5 separate regions of the Homo sapiens genome follow, and regions 1, 3, 4 and 5 are each linked to region 2. A link is a contact called in ENCODE Hi-C or POLR2A ChIA-PET data. All regions are on one chromosome and are shown on one strand. The core of a region is the stretch at or near the end of the contact, and the rest is flanking DNA. Distances in the headings are between cores, read along the strand shown.

Evidence for each region. Hi-C counts contacts between places; a loop is a spot of excess contacts on that map. ChIA-PET counts read pairs that join two places held with the same protein, here RNA polymerase II (POLR2A). Pooled maps may share reads with other maps.
Region 1: a loop to region 2 is called in a map of CD8-positive, alpha-beta T cell, with 10 times the contacts of the local background. The contact joins the promoter of LIPA here to the promoter of ATAD1 in region 2. A Hi-C loop is called at or near these places in 2 of 168 maps with a recorded cell type or tissue (CD8-positive, alpha-beta T cell and naive thymus-derived CD4-positive, alpha-beta T cell) and 8 of 50 pooled maps. POLR2A ChIA-PET finds 5 or more read pairs at or near these places in 1 of 52 experiments (CD4-positive, alpha-beta memory T cell).
Region 3: a loop to region 2 is called in a map of B cell, with 12 times the contacts of the local background. The contact joins the promoter of IFIT5 here to the promoter of ATAD1 in region 2. A Hi-C loop is called at or near these places in 3 of 168 maps with a recorded cell type or tissue (B cell, CD4-positive, alpha-beta memory T cell and naive thymus-derived CD4-positive, alpha-beta T cell) and 8 of 50 pooled maps.
Region 4: a loop to region 2 is called in a map of naive thymus-derived CD4-positive, alpha-beta T cell, with 8 times the contacts of the local background. The contact joins the promoter of PANK1-AS1 here to the promoter of ATAD1 in region 2. A Hi-C loop is called at or near these places in 2 of 168 maps with a recorded cell type or tissue (CD4-positive, alpha-beta memory T cell and naive thymus-derived CD4-positive, alpha-beta T cell) and 9 of 50 pooled maps. POLR2A ChIA-PET finds 5 or more read pairs at or near these places in 2 of 52 experiments (CD4-positive, alpha-beta T cell and activated B cell).
Region 5: a loop to region 2 is called in a map of natural killer cell, with 8 times the contacts of the local background. The contact joins the promoter of FAS here to the promoter of ATAD1 in region 2. A Hi-C loop is called at or near these places in 4 of 168 maps with a recorded cell type or tissue (CD4-positive, alpha-beta memory T cell, OCI-LY7, naive thymus-derived CD4-positive, alpha-beta T cell and 1 more), 2 of 37 single-sample maps with no recorded cell type and 14 of 50 pooled maps. POLR2A ChIA-PET finds 5 or more read pairs at or near these places in 3 of 52 experiments (MCF 10A, activated CD4-positive, alpha-beta memory T cell and naive thymus-derived CD4-positive, alpha-beta T cell).

The regions. Positions count from the first base shown.
Region 1 is chr10:89,249,629-89,254,321 of GRCh38, reverse strand. It overlaps LIPA (lipase A, lysosomal acid type), which reads left to right and starts at 2,547. Exons shown (of 10, transcript NM_000235.4): 1 at 2,547-2,585. RefSeq lists an enhancer at 2,461-2,520.
Region 2 is chr10:87,815,546-87,820,211 of GRCh38, reverse strand. It overlaps ATAD1 (ATPase family AAA domain containing 1), which reads left to right and starts at 1,986. Exons shown (of 10, transcript NM_001321967.2): 1 at 1,986-2,045. It also overlaps the pseudogene CFL1P1. RefSeq lists a silencer at 1,839-1,888.
Region 3 is chr10:89,411,427-89,416,336 of GRCh38, reverse strand. IFIT5 (interferon induced protein with tetratricopeptide repeats 5) reads right to left here and starts at 1,769. Exons shown (of 2, transcript NM_012420.3): 1 at 1,534-1,769. The coding sequence starts at 1,538. It also overlaps a transcript of LIPA not described here. RefSeq lists enhancers at 723-792, 893-992, 1,603-1,912.
Region 4 is chr10:89,640,928-89,645,391 of GRCh38, reverse strand. PANK1-AS1 (PANK1 antisense RNA 1) reads right to left here and starts at 1,278. Exons shown (of 5, transcript NR_184344.1): 1 at 1,193-1,278. It overlaps PANK1 (pantothenate kinase 1), which reads left to right and starts at 150. Exons shown (of 7, transcript NM_148977.3): 1 at 150-792. The coding sequence starts at 501. RefSeq lists silencers at 147-626, 1,327-1,376.
Region 5 is chr10:88,989,470-88,994,263 of GRCh38, reverse strand. It overlaps FAS (Fas cell surface death receptor), which reads right to left and starts at 3,466. Exons shown (of 9, transcript NM_000043.6): 1 at 3,358-3,466. The coding sequence starts at 3,387. FAS-AS1 (FAS antisense RNA 1) reads left to right here and starts at 1,289. Exons shown (of 1, transcript NR_028371.1): 1 at 1,289-2,842. It also overlaps a transcript of ACTA2 not described here. RefSeq lists enhancers at 2,531-2,610, 2,741-3,150, 3,291-3,801, 3,802-4,313 and a silencer at 4,721-4,770.

The DNA.
Region 1 (4,693 bases), core at 1,298-3,797, 1.4 Mb before region 2:
TGCACAGAAGTCAAGAATTGAGGTTTGGGAACCTCCACCTGTATTTCAGAGGATGTGTGGAAAAGCCTGAATGTCCAGGCAGAAGTTTGCTGCAGGGGTGGGGCCCTCAAGGAGAGCCTGGGCTAGGTCAGTGCAGAAGGGAAATGTGGGATTGGAGGCCTCACACAGAGTCCCCAATGGGGCACTGCCTAGTGCAGCTGTGAGAAGAGAGCCACTGTCCTCCAGACCCCAGAATGGTAGATCCACCGATAGCTTGCACTGTGCACCTGGGAAAGCTACAGACACTCAACACCAGCCTGTGAAAGGAGCCAGGAGGAAGGGTCCCCCTGCAAAGCCACAGGGGCAGAGCTGCCCAAGACCATGGGAACCCACCTCCTGCATCAGTGTGACCTGGATGTGAGACATGGAGTCAAAGGAGATCATTTTGGAGCTTTAAGAAATGACTGCCTTGATGGATCTGGACTTGCATGCGGCTTTTAGCTCCTTCATTTTGGCCAGTTTCTCCCATTTGAAACAGGTGTATTTATCCAATGCCTGTACCCCCATTGTATCTAAGAAGCAACTAACTTGCTTTTGATTTTACCAGCTAATAGGTGGAAGGGACTTGCCTTGTCTCAGGTGAGACTTTGGACTATGGACTTTTGAGTTAATGCTGAAATGAGTTAAGACTTTGGGGGACTACTGGGAAGGCATGATTGGTTTTGAAATGTGAGGACATGAGATTTGGGAGTGGCCAAGGGCAGAATGATATGGTTTGGCTGTGTCCCCACCCAAATCTCATCTTGAATTATAGCTCCTGTAATTCCCACATGTTGTGGGAGGGACCCGGTGGGAGATAACTGAATCATGGGGGCAGTCTAGCCCATACTGTTCTTGTGGTGGTAAATAAGTCTCACAAGGTCTGATGGTTTTATAAGAGGAAAATCCTTTTACTTGGTTCTTTCTCTCACATGTGCCGCCATGTAAGACAAGCCTTTTGCCTTCTGCCATGATTGTGAGGCCTCCCCAGTCCTGTGAAACTGTGAGTCAGTTAAACCTTTTTCCTTCATAAATTACCCAGTCTTGGGTATGTCTTTATTAGCAGCATGAGAACAGACTAATACACCTTCTAATTAGTCTCCCTGCTTCTGTAGTTCAGAATGATCTTTCTAAACTAGATTATGCTGCCCTTCTATTGAAAATATTACACTGGCTTCTCATCTTACTCAGAAGACACGGTAAGATCTTGACAAGTGGCTCCCAAGGCACCAGACTTCTAGGACTTCATGTTCTATTACTTTCTACTATGTACATTCTGTTTTAGCCTCAAAGACCTCACCACTCTGGCTAGGACCCACCAGGAATATTCCTACCACAGGGCCTTTGTACCTGCTATTTTCACCCAGAATGTGCTTTCTCCAGTATCTAAGGCTGTTAACTACCTCCTTGCCTGTGCTCAGGTGTCACTTCATAAGAGTCCTTTCCTGATTACCATATACATATCATCCTCCTTATCCCTGTTTTTTTTTTTTTTTGGGGGATGGAGTCTCACTCTGTTGTCCATGCTGGAGTGCAGTGGCATGATCTCCGCTCACTGCAACCTCCACCTACCTGGTTCAAGCCATTTTCCTGCCTCAGCCTCCCAAGGAGCTGGGATTAGAGGCACACACCACCACACCCGCTAATTTTGTATTTTTAGTAGAGATGGGGTTTCACCAAGTTGGCCAGGCTGGTCCTGAACTCCTGTCCTCAGGTGATCCGCCCTCCTCAGCTTCCCAAACTGCTGGGATTACAGGCGTGAGCCACTGTGCCCAGCCCCTTGTTGTTTGTTGTTGTTGTTGTTTGTTTGTTTTTGTTGTTATTTATAGCACTTATCACCACCTCATGTATTATATAGTTATTCATGATGTGTCTCTTCCCATCAGAATATATACAAGAGAACAGGAACCTTGTTTGGTTGGTTTCTATACCTCCACTGTCTTACTAATGCCTGGCATTTAGTAGGTGCTCAATAAAATCTTTGTTTTAGAAAATGATTAATAAATAATATGTACATATTGAATATTGTTTCCTCTTTTAACAAATCTTTAATAATAATAAAAAATTTAAAGCAGCAAGATTGCTTTGCATCAGGCACAATGATAAGCGCTTTAAATGGAGCCCATGATTCACTTTCATTTATAGAGCCCACATGCTCTCTGTCAGGCGCAGAAGGTGCCAGCCCTGCAGGAGCTTCGGGGGCGGAGCAGAAGGCCGCCTAAAACAGCCTTTGCTAAGAGAGCATGCGTAGGCGACGCGCTGGTAGAGCTGTGGACCTGCCAGCCTGCGAGGCGGAGGACGGGCTCCATCTCTTAGAAACGCCTACGGCGCATGCTCTATGGGGTCAACTGGGGGGCTGGCAAGCGGCAGCGCTGGTCTGGGGCGGAGTCTCCGAGGCACTTCCCGGTGGCTGGCTGCTCTGATTGGCTGAACAAATAGTCCGAGGGTGGTGGGCATCCGCCCTCCCGACAAGGCAGACCAGGCCCCCTGCAGGTCCCCTATCCGCACCCCGGCCCCTGAGAGCTGGCACTGCGACTCGAGACAGCGGCCCGGCAGGACAGCTCCAGGTGAGAGTGCCGGCGCCGCGGCGCTGCCAGGTGCGGGTGCGGCGTGGAAGCTGGTGCCTTCAGCAAGGGGAGGGTCGCGCCCCGAGGCTCTGCCGGCCGGCAAGACCCTCTGCGTTTGGACCCAGCGAGTCTTGCCTGGGGTGCCTGCGGGTGCTTTTTCTGCGGGCGTTGGCTCAAGGCATCTGCCAATCAACCAGGGCAACTTCAGAGAGCAACTTCAGAGAGAAGCCCACTCTCTTCCCTGGGCGCTGTCCACTTTCCTGGACAGGCGCGGTCTCCGGTCAGTGAAGCTGCCCAGTGCTCCTGGACCGCGAGGACAGCAGGGATGTCTGATTCCTCTCTCTGCATCCTCGTGCTCTCCCCTTAGCTCCTCCAGGCATCCCATCCTACCTCTCTTGTTAGCCAACGGCGTGGTCGAAAGCAGACTTGGGCATCAATCCTGGTTAAAGTCCCAGCGATACTGCTTTTTAAACAGCTGACACTTTGCTTCCAGTACTTCAGCTGGGTGAACCTCAGATTCCTGAAAAATGGAATTAATGGTACTGCCATAGGGTCGGTGGAGGAGTAATTGACAGTAGATCAGAAGCGCTGCCTGCGGTGGCTGGCGCCTCGCAAGAGCTTAAATGGGAGTCGTAATAATTGTTGTTATTAGAAAGTTAAATAGCATGCTGCGTTGGGGCCTTTTCTTCTGCCACTGAACTGTTGGACTGCTCTTATCTTTTTTCAGAATCTGTACTATGCATCTAATATATACGTGGCACTTTGCTTGGTCCTGGGGGTACAAAGCTGAGTCAGATTGTTACAAAGTCTAAATAACTGAGATAAAGGTGTTAATACAGCCCAGAAAAGCACACTTAATTCAGCCTGGAAGGTTTTTTTTCCCCCCTCCTTCGAGATTTTCAGAGTATCTCCTTCTTAGTAAGAATTGCTTGGCTTAGTATGTTGAGAAAAACATACTAAGTATGTAGTGTTGTGTTGGAAGGAAAACTTAACTGGGTGAGATTTTCAGCTGAGTAGCTTTAGCTGTTACTCTCATGGACCTTCCTCTGGGCGGTTGATACAGGTTCTGTAGGAAAACCGCTGAATGAAAGCAGCTCCTGCAGATGCTATTCTGTTTTCAATTGTGGTAATTCCTTTAATTTTTTCCCTTTCAATTTACTCCTTATTCTCTAGTAATAATGGACTTTTGGGAGGTTGCATTTATGATAAAAAATAGCCTGGGGCTGTACAATCCTTCCTATCATGAAGAAGTACAAAGTTGTAAGTAGAAGCAGTGGCCTTGCTTTGCCAATGCACACTGAAGGGGATAACGTTTGCTCCTGTTCAGAGTTCACGGTCGGGCGCGGTGGCTCACGCCTGTAATCCTAGCACTTTTGGAGGCCGAGGCCGGCGGATCACGAGGTCAGGAGATCGAGACCATCCTGGCTAACACGGTGAAACCCTGTTTCTACTAAAAATACAAAAACAAAATTAGCCAGGCGTGGTGGTGGGCGCCTGTAGTCCCAGCTACTTGGGAGGCTGAGGCGGGAGAATGGCCTGAACCCAGGAGGTGGAGCTTGCAGTGAGCCAAGATCTCGCCACTGTACTCCAGCCTGGGGGACAGAGCAAGACTGTCTCAAAAAAAAAAAAGAAAGAAAAGAAAAGAAAAAGAAAAAGAAAAAAGAAAAAAGAAAAGAATTTCAGAGTTCACTACTTCTTGGAAAAAAATAATCCCAGGAGGAATTCCATCAACAGAAGGGAGTCAGTTCACTTTTGCAATCTCCTGAGAATCAATTTCTTAAGACTTGTGGAATATTCAGTTTAAACACAAAACTAAAAACAAACAGCTGTATTGGAGTATTATTGACATACAATAGCATGGCATATTTCAATTGTACAATTGTATAAGTTTTTGCATGTGTACACACCTGTGAAACCATCAGTACATTCAATATTATGAACCTGTACATCACCTCCAAAATATTATTTGTGCATACCCCTTTGTGATCCTTTCTTACTGCCCCTTCTCTCCAGGAAACCACTGATCTGCTTTCTGTGAATATAGATTAGACTGCATTTTGTGGAGTTTTATATGAATGGGATCAGACAGTACTTTTTTTTTTCCTTAT
Region 2 (4,666 bases), core at 737-3,236:
CATGAGCCTCCCAAGCAATGATTCAGCTTGGGATCATCCAAGGACCCAGTGGAGAGTCTCTTGAAAGTCTGCTGAGCACTGATAGCCTCTGTTTTTTGTTGTTGTTGTTGTTGTTTGTTTTTAATGAACATTGTCCTCGTCTCATAATCTTTCCGTTCTTCTCAAAGGTCTATCTCTCTAAATAGTCTAGTAATCCCAAACCTAGCTTCACATCCATTTTTTTTTTAAATTAGGAATGTAGGCATGCACGTATATAAAGCCTTAAATACTAAACAGGCACGGGTGTATTCAATTCCATTCTGATTCCTGTCCATGAACTTAATCATAGTTTTCAACATTCATGCATCCCTTTCATCCCATCCTTTAAAGCCTTGTGATTTTGGCATTTCATGGTCTTACTTTCAACTAGATTTTAAAGTTTAGCTGGTATTAAATTACCATCTCAAAGAGAAAACGTAAAGTACAAGGTATGAATTAGACAGACCTATGTTCCAATGAAATTGTTGCCTTTATTTCCCAAGTATATGAACTTAGAAAAGTTTCTCTAAGGTTTAAGCTTTAAAATTTGCTCATTTGTAAAAACGGAGAAAATGATAGCTATTTTAGAGGATTTTGGGGGAGATATTTAGGTTATGCATGTAAAGCACATAGAAGCTTATTGCCCCACCCCAGCAGACATTAACTAGGTATTATCTTCACCACATTATTACAAGTTTGTAACTAGTAACATTCGTTAACAATCAGGCTGCAAAATTGTTATTATTATTGAGACAGGGGCTTGCTCTGTCGCCCAGGCTGGAGTGGAGTGGCTTGATCACTGCAGCCGTGATCTCCCACGCTCAAGCGATTCTCCCACCTCAGCCTCCCAAGTAGCTGGGACTACAGACATGCGCCACCAAATCCAGCTAATTTTTAGGTGGTTTTTTTTTTTTTTTTTTTTTTTTTTTTGTAGAGACGATTTCTCATTATGTTGTCCAGGCTGGTCTCGAATTCCTGACCTCAAGTGATCCTCTCGCTTCGGCCTCCCAAAGTGTTGGGATTACAGGCGTAAGCCACCGCGCTGGCCAAGCTGCAGAATTCTTTAGCCATCAAAGATGATGCCTCAAGTAGAAAGGCACAAGCTGCCTTCCTGAGGAACACAGGGAGAACTCTCATTACATCATAGTCTCACCGACTCTGTCTGAAGGAAGTGATGCTTCTCGTATCTCAGGAGTGTCTAATGTCATCTGGCCCACCGGCAGTTTGTGTATTCAGGAGGCTCTGGCTTTCAGGTTTGCTCCCTTGGGACCTCTTGTGTCACGTCGCTCGTTCTGGAAAGGAAAAGGGGTGAAAGAAAAAGGGAAATCACCAAAATGCAAAATCTGTTACCAGATGCCCTATTCCGTCCTAACTACCGAGTCTGGTGGCGTGGGCTGCTAAATCTTTTCGCGGAAAGATTGTCAGGCGCCACCCCGAGGTGTTTGTCAGCACAGAGATGGGGGAGAAGGGTGAGCTCACCCGAGAATTGAAAGGCAGGTGGTGAGGGATGAGGGGTGAGGAGTGGAGGGTGGCCATAAGCTTCTGCGTTTTGGCTAAAGTACAGACACAAAGCCGCGGCGTGAGGGTTTGCACAGAGTGGTGGGAAGGAGAGAATGTATTTGCTGGGTACGCAGAGCATTTCTGCACTCTCAAGAAGGCTGCCCGATTTGTCAGGGTTGCGCCCCGAGCCCGCGAGAAGGGCAGGGACTTTTTGTGATAAGCGCCTTCCCAAAGGTAGTGTCTGTTAAACGCAGAGCCTTAGCGAGTGCTGCTCGCAGACACGCCGGCTTCGCAGAAAGTCTCAGTCTAGCAGGTAGCTTAAGCAGACATCAGGTGCGCGAATTTGCTCTCCCTCACTGTTTCTAAGCCTGGGAGCACGCCCCCTCCGCGCCGGCGACCGCGGGTCGCGCATGCTCCGTGGGAGGGAGTGCGCCGCGCCTCCCGCCGGAAGCGTTCTCTCCCAGGTTGCGTTTCCTTCCTGTGTGAGGCCGGCTGAGGGCACTTGCTCTTGCTGTTTCTGCCCCTGGGTGAGTAGCTGGTTCCCGTGGGGCCTCATGGGATGGTTGTCGTATCCTTCTGAGGTCCTTTAAGGACCGTCTCGGACCTGGGAACCCCCGGAGGAAAGGTCACCCCGGTCTTCTCCCACGCCCTACCTCAGTGCCGCCCCCAAGCGCCCCGCAGCCCTTAGTATCTAGAGGATTAACCTCCAAGGGCGTCCCGGGCCTCGCCTTGGCGTCCGGCCCGGCCTGGGCCCTTAGGGTCTGCTTAGCTCTTCCCCAAGACTCGTGCCATTCCCGAGGGAATCTTTGTCGGCATCCTGGTCACTGTGGGGGTTTGAGGTCGTCCCGGAAGACTTCAGAACCAGGCGAACCTAGACGAAGGCGGCTGGAATGAACCAGGTCTGATTGTCGCACAGGCGCGGCCACCACCTTGTGCAAAATCGAAGGTGGTTCTTCAGGGCCGGGCACGCTTTCACAAAAGATGGTGATGTTAATAATAACCTGCCCTCTTTGTGAAGATTGGCAGGCCTTCATTGTCATAGGCTGTATTCGTAGGGCCTTTATGCCTGCAAAACTGGGACTTTTGAGTTTGAGAAACGATTTGTGAAATACTGCAATGAATTAGGAGAGAAATACTACAGTGAATGCTATGCTATGAATGCTATACATGTCAATAAATTGCTCATAGATGAGGTAGTACGATTTCACGGTTTTCCACTCGGAAATGGAGAACTTAAAATGAAACGACCTGATACCATATTTGCCTAACAAATAACTCTAGGTTATAGTGTTTTAGGATGTTTCTTAGTTGCATACAGCACTATCATCGTATATGTACATATTTGTGTATTCATTTTGTTGAACCTAATGTTTATACAGGATTGAAATACGCTCCCTGCTGTTGTATGCGCATGCAGCTTTTATTGTATGTTCGCTGGTGATGGTATTGCTGCTGTAACAGCCTTACATTTTAGGTATATCAATACCAAATGAATGATACATGAGTGTACAATAAAGTATATATAGTTACAGTCTACAAAACAAGTTTCAGTTTCATTGAAGGATTTTGAAGTAATTTAAAAAGGTAGACTACTATTTTACAAGTGGCCTTAGTAGACCTAAGTCTTTATTACATTAAAAATTTCAGAATTGGGAAGGATATAAACGGGTTTTGTGTGTTGACCTTTTATGGGATTAAAAGTTGTTACTATCTTGATGACTGGGATGTGTTCATAACAGCCCTAATTTGTTCATGTAGTTCAATGAATATCCAGTAGATGACTTGGTTGGTAGTTTTATCACTACCAACTCTAAAACGAAAACGTTTTACTGGAATGCCACCGCTTTTCACAGATTAGGTTAATAAAACCCTTATCTTGTCTAAATTATTTTCCTCTGTGAGTATACCCCACGTAGTGATATAACACGTTTCAACTGCATTTTCAACTTTGTGGAATAAAGACTAGAAAAGTCAGTTTTTTACTTCCTATGAGAAGTGAAATATTGTGTAACCCGTTTTTTTTGGAATCCATGCTGATGGAAGATAGCACACTTTGGTTTGTTCCATGAAGAGAGATTTCAGTTAGGTGCCTTCTCCTTTTTGGCTTCTTTTGCTTTCTTTATAATTAATATAATAGCCGGACAGTGTGTTCTTTGAATGAAGTGGTGATATCTTAACAATTATTGTATATCCAATATATAGTGGGCGTCATATATAGATGTTCAGTAAATGCAAATTGAATGAATTAAATCATTTACCATCCCTAGGCCAAAGTTTCTTCCTCCAAAATGAAGGCTTTCAATTATTTAGTTGTTAAGTTTAAATTAAATCTAATTATTGTGAAGTGAATGGCTCCTAGTGGAGAAATGTGGAACCTTTTGGAAATCCTTCAGAAGTGACTGTTGCAATGATTGAATGGGAGATTTCCTTCAGTTACAATTTATCTGTTGAACATAATTTTTGAATAGCCTCTGTTTTGTGTGTGGCAATTATAAACGTCTGTTTTGTGTGTGACAGTTATAAAGGTAGATAAGATATACATCTTGTTTATAAGGATTTAAACTCTAGTCGAGTAGATATCTCAAAAGCAAGACTTTTTTAAGATAGTGTAATAGGGCGAAATGAATAATACGAAGATTCATGTGATTTGAAAGGCTTTATGGAGCAAATAAAGTTGATTTTTGAAGTTAGGATAGAATTTGACTAATCCTAGGTGAATGAGGGTAAATGGCCCATGCAGGATACTAGACAGATACGCTGAAGGGAAAATATATGTGGGATTTTCAGATGGTAGTGACTCCAGCTATTTATAGAGTCCCTTTGAAAAGAGGTGAAAGAGAAAATGCTTACAATTGACTCTGGAGCTAGATTCTAGATTAGAATAGTTTTGAATGCTTGGGAAACGTATAAAGGAAATACTTTGGGGTCTTTTGATTAGAGAGAAGGAGTATATATCCTTGAGTGGAGGTGAGGGGTATAAAAGGAAATAAAAAATTTTTGGAGCTATTCTAGAGGGAGGAAGGTGAAGAGGCTCTTTAATTTAGTAGTAGTGAGAGGAGAATTTTAGAGCTGGAAGGACCATGGATATTAATCTTTGCAGTACCTAACTTTTATCTGCTGAGCCATACAAATTCTGTTTTTTTTCATG
Region 3 (4,910 bases), core at 520-3,019, 1.6 Mb before region 2:
TACGGTGCACGCCACCGTCTTTTTCTGTTTTTTGTTGTTGTTGTTGTTTTGTTGTTGTTGTTGTTGTCAAGCCCCTTCCTGATAGCACTCTCCTTTCTTACAAATGTTAGATGTGGCCAGGCGTTGTGGCTCACGCCTGTAATCCCAGCACTTTGGGAGGCTGAGGCGGGTGGACCACGAGGTCAGGAATTCGAGACCAGCCCGGTCAACATGGTGAAACCCGCGTCTCTACTAAAGATACAAAAAATTAGCCAGGCGTGGTGGCACACGCCTGTAATCCCAGCTACACGGGAAGCTGAGGCAGGGGAATGGCTTGAACCCGGGAGGCGGAGGTTGCAGTGAGCCGAGATGGAGCCATTACACTACAGCCTGGGTGACAGGGCGAGACTCCGTCTCAAAAATAAAGTTAGATGTGTGGGTGGCACTTAAACTTTTTTTTTAAACTTATAATGGGAATAATTAACATTTATTGTGCAAGTATTATGTGCTAAGCAGTCAACTGATAGGATTTATTACTGTCCTTTTCCACAGTCCCAAGAGATGGACACCATTAATTTTTACAAATAAGGAACAGACTCACAGAGTTTGAGAAACTTTGGGATCACTCAACTAGTAGGAGTTCAGTCCGGATTTAGAACAAGGGACTATCTGCTTTTAGAGCCCAAGACCTTAACATCTCATTCCTCAACTCATTAAATGCGGAAGGTTCACTAACCACGTGCAGGGCGGGGTGCTAGCCCCTGGGGATACAAAATGATCAAGAAAAGGACGCCATCATACTAAATCAGTAAAGGAAACAGATAAAGAAATCCTCATAAAACAGCGGATTGGGTGGGACGATAACAATCTGTGCTTGGTACAGAGGTAGCTCCTGGGAAGGGAAGAACTCAGACCCAGAAATCAGAAACGCAAACTGGCAGTGGCAGGCGAACCTGACGCCTGCAGGGCTGCGGCGAAACCGCGTATGCCACACCGAGGGAATGGCAGCTGGAAAGAGAGGCACGCGACAGGCCTAAGGAGACCCGTGGCACGTAGCAGCTGCCCCCGGAACAGCGCCTGGGGGCTCTGCAGGCGCTGACCAGTTTCCCGGAGGCGGCGGCCGCGGACCCAGCACGGTCACCGTCGCCGCTGCCGAGAAGAGCCGTCGGGTCGCGATGGGTGGACAGGCCTTCCGGGGGAGCGTCGCCCGGCACATACCCTGACAGTCCCGACCGCAGACGCCAGGGATGGGACAGGCTCCCGGGGAGCATCTCCTGTTCCTCCTCCCTGACCGGCCTTCTTAGGCGCTGGGGAGGGGCCGGACTCCCGAGAAGCGTCCACTCGGCCACCCTCCCCGGCAGGCCCGACTTCAGACGCCGCGCGCCGGGACAGAGCGCCCGGGGAGGGTCCCCAACGCAGATGCCCGGTTGCTGGGCGCGAGGGGCTCGGCCCCTGAAAAGGCCGCAGAACTGCGCTGGAAATGAATAAAAGCAGCCCGGTTTGAAACCAAGGCCGACGCAGGGCTTGGGAGGAGAGGCAAAGGAAAACCCTTACCTCATGATGGCAGCGCTCTGCAGGCCGTCCGGGCGGCGCAGTCCCTCGGATCGCTCTCTCCTCAGCACCGGGGACCGCGGGAAGCCGCGCGGTGGGCGTGCGCGTGCGCGTGCGCGCGCCAGGCCTCTGCAGCCCCTGGACTCGGCCGCGCGGCGTGTCTTTGTTAAAGGAGAGACCCCAGCCCCAGCAAGAACAGGAAACTGGAGATTGAATCAGATGCCGAGCGCTCAGAAACTGAAACTTAAGAAATCGAAACTAAACGTAAGCTTCAGAAACCGAAACTTAATAGAAGAGCTCAAGAGCCGCGGCCAGACGTTTGCGGAGTCCAGGGTCTTTCGGAGTTGAATTTGCAGCTGGGCTCCTTCACTTTGGTCTCGGCTTTTATCTGCCTCCCTGAGTACGCTGAGTTCGCATGCTGCCCGTGTAACTGTTTGTTTGTTTGTTTGTTTGTTTGAGATAGCGTCTCACTGTGTCACCCAGTCGTGATCTCAAGGGATGCGCCCGCCTCTGCCTCCCAAGGTGCTGGGATTACAGGCGGAAACTTAAGTCCCTGCTTCCACTCCAGTCTTTTGATTCAACAAGCAACACTGCAATGCTATACATCTATGCTGTTATTTCTGTTGGGTGTAAACTGAGAAATTTGGAGCTAAAATCTATATACATTTTAAGTTTTGACGGATATTGCCAAATAGCTTTAAAAATCCACTCTTACCCACAATTGTAGGAGACTGCTTCTCTTCCATACCTTCGCCAATGGTGCTTTGTAATAAGGACCCAATAAAGACAAGAGTGGTATTGGGGATCTAGGCAGAAAATGTCAAACACCCATACCTTAAACATTTTGTCCCCTTTGAATTCATTCAGCAAATATTGACAAACAACTGTAAGAGCCAGACTTTGTTCAAAGTACTGTCAATATAACAATAAAGAAAACAGACACGGGCCTTACCCTTATTGAGTTAATGTCTGTATTCAAAACCTCAATATCCTGTCCATAATTCATCTTTTGCATTGATTTTGGTTTTTTTTTTTTTTTTGAGACAGGGTCTCACTCTGTCACTCAGGTTGGAGTGCAGTGGTGAGATGACAGCTCACTGCAGCCTCAACCTTCATGGCTCAAGCGATCCTCCCACCTCAGCCTCCTGAGTGGCTGGGACTATATGCGTGCACCACTATGTCGGGCTAATTAATTTATTTTTTGTAGAGGCGGGGTTTTGCCATGTTGCCCAGGCTGGTCTCCAACACCTGGGCACAAATATTTTTCTAAACCTTAAATATTGTTCCGCCCATCGTGGCCTCCCAAAATGCTGGGATTACAGGCATGAGCCACTATGCTTGGCCTGATTTTGAATTTTTAAAAACATATTGCATTGAAATATTGTCTACCTTGATCACTGAGCTTCTGGCACCCCACCCCTCAAAACTTAGTGCCTGAAGCGAGTGCCTCATTTAAAGCAATCACTTCTAACAGTTGTACTGTCTTATACAGAAACTGCTGGTCACCTGTGGCTATTAAGAACCTGATTTTTAATTTAATATAAATTTAAAAACTGATAAGTTAATAGAAAACTTACATTTGGAATAACTTAGGTATACGAATCTGCTTTTTATAAGTTGCAAATTTTATGAACTCTAAATACAGAGCAAGTATTTCCAGTGATTATCCTCAGCAAACTAATGCAGGAACAGAAACCAAACACTGCATGTTCTCACTTGTAAGTGGGAGCTAAATGATGAGAACACACGGACACAGTGGGGAACAACACACACTGGGGCTTGTTGGAGTTGGGGGTGGTGGGAGGGAGAGCATCAAGAAGTATAGCTAAGTGATGCTGAGCTTAATACGTAGGTGATGGTGTGTCCGGAATTGGTTCCTTCCAGTAGGTTTTTGGTCTTGGTGACTTCAAGAATGAAGCTGCGGACTCTCGCTGTGAGTGCTACAGTTGTTAAAGATGGCGTGTCTGGAGTTTGTTCCTTTCGATGTTCAGATGTGTCTGGAGTTTCTTCCTTCTGGTGAGTTCGTGGTCTTGCTGACTTCAGGAGTGCAGCTGCAGACCTTCACAGTGAGTGTTACAGATCTTAAAGGTGGCGCGTCCGGAGTTGTTCGTTCCTCCCGGTGGGTTCGTGGTTTCACTGACTTCAGGAGTAAAGCCGTAGACCTTTGTGGTGAGTGTTACAGCTCATAAAGGCAGTGTGGACCCAAAGAGTGAGCAGCAGCAAGATTCGTTGCGAAGAGCGAAAGAACAAAACTTCCACGACGTGGAAGCAGACCCGAGCAGGTTGCCGCTGCTGGCTGGGGTGGCCTGCTTTTATTCCCTTATTTGGCTCCACCCATATCCTGCTGATTGGTCCATTTTACAGAGAGCTGATTGGTCCACTTTACAAAGTGCTGATTGGTCCATTTTACAGAGTGCTGATTGGTCCATTTTACAGAGTGCTGATTGGTCCATTTTGACAGAGTGCTGATTGGTGCGTTTACAAACTTTTAGCTACACACAGAGTGCTGATTGGTGCGTTTACAATCCTTTAGCTAGACAGAAAAGTTCTCTGAGTCCCCACCTGACCCAGAAGCCCAGCCAGCTTCACCTCTCAATCCCCCCTCTAAACAGGACACCCCAATTGCTGATGGGAATTTGGCTGATGACTGCTCTAGCTACTTTCTGCTGGATAGGGGCGAAGAAGGGGCCCTGTAGGTGTAGTGTCCTCCAGAGGGGAACTCTTTAGGCCAGTGGAAGGGCCAGCAGGTCAGTCCAGGGGTCCTCGGTAGAAGTTGTTAGTTGAACTCATTTGGGGTTCCATTTGTAAGACCATCTGTAGCTTGAGGGCCTCAATTCTAGAGGAAACAAATTTGACAAGAAGGTTAAAAACACAGGGCCCAAAGACAAGTAACAGCAAGATGGCTGCCACAGGACCTAGAAAGGGGAGAAGCCATGTTGCCCAACTCCAGAGGTTGGTATAAGAGTTTGAAAGGTGTTGTCTGATTTCAGAAGCCTTTTCCTGTAAACACCGGGTGGCATCTCGTGCTATCCCTGACTGGTTAGTGTAAAAACAACACTCTTCCCCTAAGAAGCTGCACAGTCCTCCTTTCTCAGCAGTGAGGAGGTCTAGGCCTTGGCGATTTTGGAGAGTCGCTGCTGCCAAAGAGTCTGTTTGGGATTGTAGAGTAAGGATAGATTTCATTATTTCATGCAAACTGTCTGAGAAATCCTTTGAGAGTGTATGGTAGTAGGATAATGCATGTTACACTGTTAACTTTTAGCAAACTTTACGTTAGTTGAAAACCTTGTAAGTTTGGGATTTCAATTATTCTTTGCTATTAGTAAGACCTCGTTCAGTCCATATTAACTTAGAATTGGTATAGATGGCTCCTTCCTGAT
Region 4 (4,464 bases), core at 29-2,528, 1.8 Mb before region 2:
TCTCTCCCAGACCCATCTGGTTTTCACATCGCCATACAAAGCCCAACCCGCCCATCTCCTCTCTGCAAGCCCAGAGAACTTGATTCCCCATGTTGAAACTCGTCGGTGGCGGTGGCGGGCAGGACTGGGCATGCTCAGTGGCGGGGACCAGTCTGGGAGGCGAGGAAGCCGCGTTTGAAGTCGCGCGGCCTGGGGATCAGGGGAAGGCGGGCGGCGGGAGCCCCGGCTGGGGGTGCGCGGGGATCCCCGATTCCGCGCCCGGGGCTGGCGTGCTCCAGGCCGGCGCCGTGGGGCCGGCGCGCGGGGGGCAGGGCGCAGAGGAGGTGGGGGAGTCGGCAGGAGGAGGGGAGGAGCGCCGGGTTCGCCATCCCCAGGCGCCGGCTCTGCGGCTGCTGAATCGGAAGCCGCAGGGAGGATCCGGGGAAATAAAGACGCCGGAGAATGACCTCCAGCGAGGCCGCCTGAGCCGGGGCCCGCGCACAGCCCCGCCAGCCCCCGGCATGGGCGACCGCAGCGGGCAGCAGGAGCGCTCGGTCCCGCACTCTCCAGGGGCCCCCGTGGGCACCAGCGCCGCCGCTGTGAACGGGCTGCTGCACAACGGCTTCCATCCGCCGCCAGTCCAGCCGCCGCACGTCTGCAGCCGGGGTCCAGTGGGCGGCAGCGACGCGGCGCCCCAGCGCCTCCCGCTCCTGCCGGAGCTGCAGCCGCAGCCACTGCTCCCTCAGCATGACTCCCCGGCCAAGAAATGCCGGCTGCGGAGGAGGATGGACTCGGGGAGAAAGAACAGGCCGCGTAAGTCCCGCTGGGAGGGGAGCGCGGGCGCAAGGCAGACGCAGCGTGCGGGGCCCGGGACTGGGAGCGGCTGAGGCAGGCGCCGCAGCACGCCCCGTGCGCCCCCGCGTCTGCGGTCGAGGGACTGCACAGAGTAGGTTCCCGGGACTGATTCTTTTCCTAGGGGACATCAAGCACTACAGGTCTTTGCCTGAGCCTGCCCTTTGCTCGCTTCTATCAGTAGAACGAGGATTGGACACGAAGCTTGAGCGGGTCCCTAGGTCAAGGATATATAATAAGCGAACGCTCTGTCCGCCCTTCTAATTGGTGGCTGGGAAAACGCAGGTGTGTGAACATTTGCTGGGGTCCAGGAGTGAGGATAAAGTGGGCGGCACACCGAGGGTGCTCTCTCCTTTCTCACCCCTCTCGCTTCTCTGAGCGCGTCCTACTGGGGTTGCCTGCCCTTTGAATCACAGAGTAGCCAGCAGCGTCTCGGGTCTATTGGAGAGCGCAAGTCTGGAGGCGTGGAGTTTAACTACCCCCCAAAATCACAGCCTATTAGAAGCTGTTTCTTCACGGCCAATGAGAGGGTTTTTTGGGAGGGACACACCCACTGATACCATGTGGGCCGGAACTATGTGGACCAATGAGGATTGGAGGTGGATTTTTTTTTTCAACGAAGGGGGAGGTTGAGTTGAGGGTTTGTAATTGTAATGTACACCGGAGAAAGCCGAAGTGCATTATTTCACAATCTAAAGCTTGTATATATAATGGTAGTTTGTAAAGTGTACCTTCCCCACAGGACGCTGTGGGATGTAAATTTGTAGGTCGAGTTTACAGCTGGTTTTTCTTGACTGAAGCTCATTCAACTGGTTACTTCTTTGTGGGTGTCTTTAATGAAGCTTATAAATGGCAAAAAGCAAAGTAAGTACAGTAAATGCTAATAAATGACTGCATTTGCATAGAGGTTATGCTGTTCGATATAGGGAAATTGTTAAGTAGGTTTTGGATTTCTGTGAAAGTTTAATGTTTGGCAAATAACACCTTCACTTTTCCCTGTTTCTATGTCTTTTTGACTCTTAGCTTTTCTGTATTGGATTAAGGTTTCTAAGACCTTGGAAAGCCCTTTGACATGACTGTGGGTGACTCTGGTACTTGTATTTTGTGGGTTTGAAATGTTAAATTTGTAGGTTAAGATTTTGTGTGGAACTTTAAAGCCAAACAGCAGATTTGGCTACAGTTGTAAGGTGTAAGGTTGTAATCTAGCACCTGAATTTTTATTTGCTTTTGTTTTTGATACTTGTTAGAAAATGACTTTCATTAGTATTAATATTTTAAAAGTCAGGACTTAATATTGATTACCTGTGATTTATAAACCTGTTTCACTTATTTTGAAGCTATACTTCAGTTATTTCTCTTATCTACATTGACAGATTGTACTAGAGTTTGCAATGAAAATAGCTAAAATATAATGAAAGGGAGCTTCTAGCTTAATCTTCTATGTTTAATTGAGGATATAACACCTCTTGAAATAACTTCTGAGGAATTGAAAATACACCCTCTAGGAATATCTTGAAGACAGAGAAAAACTAACCTGAGCCTTAACTTGTGCTTGCAAACCCACAGAAATTATTTTAAAATACAAGAAAATGTAACTATCTGCCTGTGTGCTTTGTATCAGAAATTAAAGTGGTTTATGTTTCTTACAGAATAAAAATCCTAGTTGTTTTAAGTTTCATGACCACGATTGTTACTTATAATTTTTAAAAAACGGTTCGTCAAAATTGGATTTACATTATTTACCATGTTTTCTTCTCTCAGATTTGAACAATCATGTCTGAAATAAATTTTACATGTTCCTAGGAGTCACATCTGGCCTTTTCACTACCAAAATTTCTTAGTTAAAAATGGCTTAACTTAATATCTTTGTGCCTTGCCTATTGACATTCACATATCTTTATAAAAAGAATATTGTCCAATCAGTTGATATTTAGTTACTCTAAGAGGAATTAGGTACTCTAAGAGGAATATTTAGGTACTCTGTGAGTATTTACATACTCTAAGCTTATTCCTATTTGCTGATGACTGACAGATTTTACAGGAACGATTTTTGCAAAGAGTAGTTGTGTGCTTTAAACGCAAACTTTAGTGTGTGCTGGTGGCGAAGCATCAAGCTAGACACATAATTATTTCCTCCTGGTCAGTTACAACAGTTTGGCCTCTGTCCCAACAAGATGTGTGTTAAGATAGCCAGTGTTAACACTTGTAAATGCACCTGGAATGCATGTGTGGATAGGTGTGTTTCTATTTTGTAGTATTGTAGGTAAAGGACAATACACATTAAAATACTTCATGTTTGAAAATGATGGATGGAATAAAACAGATCAGTATTTTTAGATTATTTAACAAATTTTAATCTGACCTCTCAGTGCCGAGACTATTCACCATCCTACAATCTAAAAGTCAGACCAGTGGCAGGTTAATTTTGCTAAACCAGGAAAGGAGAATGTTGTCCACTCTTTTCATCTAAAGTGCCATCACCTCACTCTACTTATTCTTGGAAGGCTTTTCTTAGACTATCTACTTACTATCAGGTTTCCTTAGGTACTTTACCCACCTCTGCTACTTAGCAGCAGTGTGATCTTAACCAAGTTACCAAGTCACATCTTGAACTGCTGGAGCTAGGCTAGGTGATCTCCAAGTGCTGTTTCCTGTACCTTCAGAATTCTATGACACTTCAGAGCTGACAGTTCTTCCTACTAGATGATACTAGTTATCTGCTGTGCCACTGATTTAACATTTAATTGTGAATGGACTTTTTTGCCTTGTGCTGATTTTTTTTTATTTTATTTATTTATTTATTTATTTATTTATTTATTTATTTATTTTGAGACGGATTCTCGCTCTGTCGCCGAGGCTGGAGTGCAGTGGCACGATCTTGGCTCACTGCAAGCTCCGCCTCCTGGCTTCACGCCATTCTCCTGCCTCAGCCTCCCAAGTAGCTGGGACTACAGGCGCCCACCACCACGCCCAGCTAATTTTTTGTATGTGAGTATCATCTGAAGGGCTCAAGGGCATGTGCTACCTTATGTGTGGCAACAGGCAGGAATAATGAGTAGATGCATGCAGTCAGCCTTCTGGTCGGAGGTTCTGACTTCTCAAATCATCCAGATAGCAGAAAATGAGTGAGAGTTCATTATGCAGGTAGCATACTGGTGGGTACAGACTGAAAAACCCCAAATCTGTTACCAGTTTTAGCCATCATTGTGAAAGTATAAGGCTTTAATTTCCTAAATATTGGGATGTTTAGCTTTGGAACTTGGACTTTACATTACCCTTGAATTGGGCTAATTAGAAAAACCAGTATAAAAAAGATAAATAAGGAAAATTTTCTGGTTGTATCTGCATAGAGTATGGATGCATACAGTATTTTTAACAATTAATTTTAACATAATCAATACTTCTACATGGATAAGAGACATTGCAAGTTCAAAAACAAAAGACTAAAAGGGAAAGCAGGAGCACACTCTAGTATTGCTACCTTCTAGAGTGTGGTCAAATTCCCAAGTTTGTCAATTAAGCTATGAATTGTACAATACACATTTGAATTGATGATTAATAATTTAAGGCCCAAGTGTCCAGTGTCCAACTGGTTAAGGATCAGGATTCTATTAAGCATACAAACACTGCTTT
Region 5 (4,794 bases), core at 2,217-4,716, 1.2 Mb before region 2:
AAACAGTTATTCTCTCAAACTGGCAGTTTACTCTGGTAATCTGGCACCCCTAAAGCAATGTAGTAGCCTTCAAAGAGATTCCTTTGAAACACTGACACTTCTCCTATGTGTCAGTATAAGAGTATTCAGAAGGAAATTACTTGTCCAGTGTCTCAAAGAGCTTACTCAGAGACAACGTCCAAATTCCAGAACTTCTTTGCCTCTAATTTGCTGCTAAGGGTGGTAACTGTATTTCAGGCATGAACATTAGAGGATTTTTCATCAGTCTAACTATAGCTGGTAGTGGGGGTGCTGCCATTTATCAATTTAATTTTTGCTTGCAAACCTGGCCATCATTTACAAATTTGTGTTTTTCCATCCTGGTTGCTAATGTCTTAATTCATATTTTATCATTTTATTGTATTTGTAAGACTTCTCAAGTCCTTTGTGATGTAAATATGGCCCATTAAAAATGAAAATAAACAGCCCAATATGTTCGTTAGGTTGGCTTAAGAAAAATTATTAAATTACAAATTAAGCTACAAAAATAAATAAATATTCCATTTTATGCTCTTTGGGTTGGTTTAAGAAAAATGATTAAATTACAAATTAAATAACTGTTCTTTATTTTCCCCACAAAACTATTCTGTATGACTGCTTGTAAATACACAGCTTTATTTTCCAAAGGCCCTCTCCCTTTCCTTTGACCATAAGATAACCATTCTACAAAATGTAAAGGAGAGCAAACTGGCTGTCCAGTGATTGCCTGGCCAATGTCCTAAATAATGCAAGACAAAACCTGTTGGGGCCCAATAAAATAAAAATCCATGGACTCTTAGAGGCTTCGGAATTCAAATGAGCCTCATGGATCCACATCCCTTCAATTAGCAAGCTGGCATTTCTGAGCGAGGGACTTTCCAAAACAGGCTGCTCAAGTTTCTTGGCCAATAACAGGGTCATGCACAATAAAAAAAAAAAATGCAACCCACAGCTATTTCTCAAATTAATTTGTAAAGTAAGTTTGACTCTTTTTCTGTCTCCTTTAGAAATTTGTCAACTTTTTGGGATTTCAAACTTTTTTATTGTAAGTGTCGGAGTAAAAACACTCAGAAATAGGAAAGAGAAAACTAACACCAGGAAGGTTGAGAGAAGGAAAGAGAAAGAGAAGCAAAAGGGGTTAAGGATGGGGATACTTGTTGACTATAGTTATCACCAGAGTCAGAGGACTAGGGGAAGAGGGGAAAAGCAGAAAACAGCTCCCCACCCATCTATGTCCAGCCCATTAATAGAATTAAAATTTGCTTCTGTATTCCAAGTAATTAGCACTTTGCATCTATTTTATTTATTGCTACTACTAAGAAAACATAACCGTGAAGGCATAAAAGCAAACATTTTCTGTAGACACATGAGGTGACACAAGAGTGTTGAAACTTCTTTAAGGATAAAGGCCTGATGTTAGGCATGTCGTGAGCGCAAAACCAATTTCTGTGTAACTAAATTTAAAAGAGTCATATTAGAGGGGAGAAATGGAAGATAAACTGCAAAACGTAAACAATGATTACTTAGGTGATAGAGTTATGTCTGATCTTTGTATTTGACTCATCTGCATTTATAAATTTTATTTAATAAGCCTTAATTTCCTAGGCCATATATCATATACAAATATAAGTTATACCTAACTTATAGGTATTATAATATGTATATATACATAAATGTATGAATATTTACATATGCGTGTGTGTGTGTATTCTTTCAGAAAAGCAAAGTTTTCTTCGGGCTTTAAACACGCAGCCTCTGGTAAAGGTGCTATTGGTACAAAAGTTCAACAAGCATAGCTCCAAGCTTTGACAATTTTCTTACACTTTACTAATACTGCTGTCCAAAAACTATGAGATTTTCAAAGCAGCCAACATTGCAGTGGTGCAATGGTTAATAACAAGAGAGAGAAGAGTGTGGCCTGAGGTTGTATAAATGTTTTCTCAATCTTGAATCATTAATTTTCTCCAAGGAAGTTTCTAAAGAATCCCAAATAGTGCACACTATTTCTGAAAGGAACAGGATTTTTTTTTCTAATCATAAAATGGACCCAGACATCTCAGCCTCTTGGTGTAATCTGGATATCAGATGCAATCAGCGAACAGCCTGAGTTTTGGAATTAGATCTGAGTTCAATCCCATATCTCCCATTTACTAGCTGTGTGATCTTGGCTGAATTACTGAAGCTCTCTGAACCTCATTTCGCCATCTGTAAAATGGGGATGTGGTTATCTTCCCCACTACATGGCTCTCGTGAGAATCCGCGGAGATCACATTTGTAAACACTTCTCTCGCTATGCCTGGCACTTTGTTGGGGCCCAATAAAATAAAAATCCATGGACTCTCAGAGGCTCCGGTACTCAAATGAGCCTCCTGGATCCACGTCTCTTTGATTAGCCATCTGCAAGCTGGCATTTCTGAGCGAGGGACTTTTCAAAACAGGCTGCTCAAGTTTCTTGGCCAATAATAGGCGCCGGGTTCTGTGCGGTGGGAACGAGTACCACCAACCCCAGCAGGAGACCAAGCAGAAATCACCATGGGAGTGCAAGCTAAGAAAGGGCAAAAGAAGAAAGAGAAGGGCAGAAAAACAAAACAAAATGAAACCACTCAGGCAGCGACTTACAGTCTTAAAGAGAGAATTCCCGGAAGGGAGACAAGGCAGTTTCTTTTTCTGTGTGACAATAAAAAACGGTAAACAAGCCTCCAGAAGCTCATTCAGCCCCCATATAACTTTTTCGAGAAAGAAAAGGTGCCGTTCTTCCGAGCCCTCCGGCTTAACCACTGCTTCGGTGCTGACTTATTTCCTACGTCTGAGAACTGCCAGAAAATGAGCAATATCTGTTCTGAAGGCTGCAGGCTCTCTCCCCGCCCCCGCGGGGCGGCGCGCACTCACCCACCCGCGCCGGAGCGGACCTTTGGCTTGGCTTGTCAGGGCTTGTCCAGGAGTTCCGCTCCTCTCTCCAACCGGGGTCCCCCTCCAGCGACCCTAAAGCTTCCCAGACTTCCGCTTCAATTCCTGTCCGCACCCCACGCCCACCTCAACGTGGAGCGCAGTGGTCTCCGAGGAGCGCCGGAGCTGCCCCGCCTGCCCAGCGGGGTCAGCACTTCGCATCAAGGCCCAAGAAAAGCAAGTCCTCCAGCGTTCTGAGCACCCGGGCCTGAGGGAAGGTCCTAACAGCCCCCGGGAGCCAGTCTCCAACGCCTCCCGCAGCAGCCCGCCGCTCCCAGGTGCCCGCGTGCGCCGCTGCCGCCGCAATCCCGCACGCGTCCCGCGCCCGCCCCACTTTGCCTATCCCCGGGACTAAGACGGGGTAAGCCTCCACCCGGGCAGGAGAGGGCTCACCAGAGGTAGGAGGGTCCAGATGCCCAGCATGGTTGTTGAGCAATCCTCCGAAGTGAAAGAGCTTCCCCAACTCCGTACTGAGCGGGTCCACCAACCCGCGGGAGAAGAGGCAGCTCCGCCTGGGCAGCCAGGGCTGGCCTCAGGGTGTGTTCCGTGCCAGTGCCCGCCCCTGAGGCTCCAGCCAAGTCACTCGTAAACCGCTTCCCTCACTCCCCAGAAGCGTCTTTGAACACCTGTGTGTCACTCTTGCGCGAGATCAGAGACGAGCTCACGAAAAGCCCCGGTGGTCAGGAGGATGGGAAGGAAGCCTCGCTGGGGAACGCCCGGGTTGGGGAGGGCTCCATTGATTCAGCAACTTGGCCTGCGCGCGGGTAGGGAGGGGGAGAAGTCAGGGTGAGGAAGGAGTCAGGGTTCGTTGCACAAATGGGCATTCCTGTCCCGGGGCGTTCCTGCAGTGGCTGGCATGCTCACTTCAGGTGAGGACCTCGAGAGCCGGCCTCCTGCCCTTTCTAAAGGCTTCTGCTGTAGTTCAACCTGGGAAGTTGGGGAGGTCTTGAAGGAGAATGGAGCTCAGAGCGCAGAGGTCCTGCCTGGGTACAGGAGCCTTGGCTAATTGCTGGAGTCACTCAGAGAAAGACTTGCGGGGCATTTGACTGGGCTGTCCATGTTGTGGCTGCAACATGAGAGGCTCACAGACGTTTCTGGAATGGACAGTTAACCATATGAAAAAGTACAGATGTTGCGCCATAGGGCTCTGAAAAGGGAGGGCCCCTTAGTTTTTATTTCTCAAGAGGAAAACAAAGCTAACAACTTAAGCCAAATCGCATAGCCCCAGCTATATTAAACATTCACAATTACTTCCTGTCCTTCGTTACTCATTATTTCCTGGCCAATTTTCTTTAAAAAAAAATCTTGTAATTCTTTCGTGCTCTGGTGAACACTGTTCAAAGTCACTATTGCTTTGGAACGGTAGATAGCTCTTAGGTAGTTTAGCATGAATTTTACAGAAGGTATGTTTGGATAATGACATCATTACTGAACCTGAATTTGGATGCAGTTCCAGACTGGACACACTAAAGGTTTCAGTATTCCTTTGGCATCGTCCACCAAGCTCTGCACCTCACTCTGCAACCTCTCTCCCTTCCCAATTAGATTCAACCCATTAATAACACATTAATAACCCTTTGCTTAGCCCACTGTTCATCCTTCAGGCTTCCTCTCAGTTGACATTTTCTTCTGGAGCCTGTTTGGGCCCTCAAATCTAGGTTAGGTTACCCTCCTGAGGGCTTTCCATCACCCTGTGTTTTGCATCTGTCACTGCACTTACCACCAGTCTTGTAGGTGTTGATAGGCTTGTCTCTGTTCCACCTTTCAGTAGACTGTTAGTGCCATGAGGAAGACCCTGGGCGTGCCAGCCTTGTGCACACACTCTGAGCA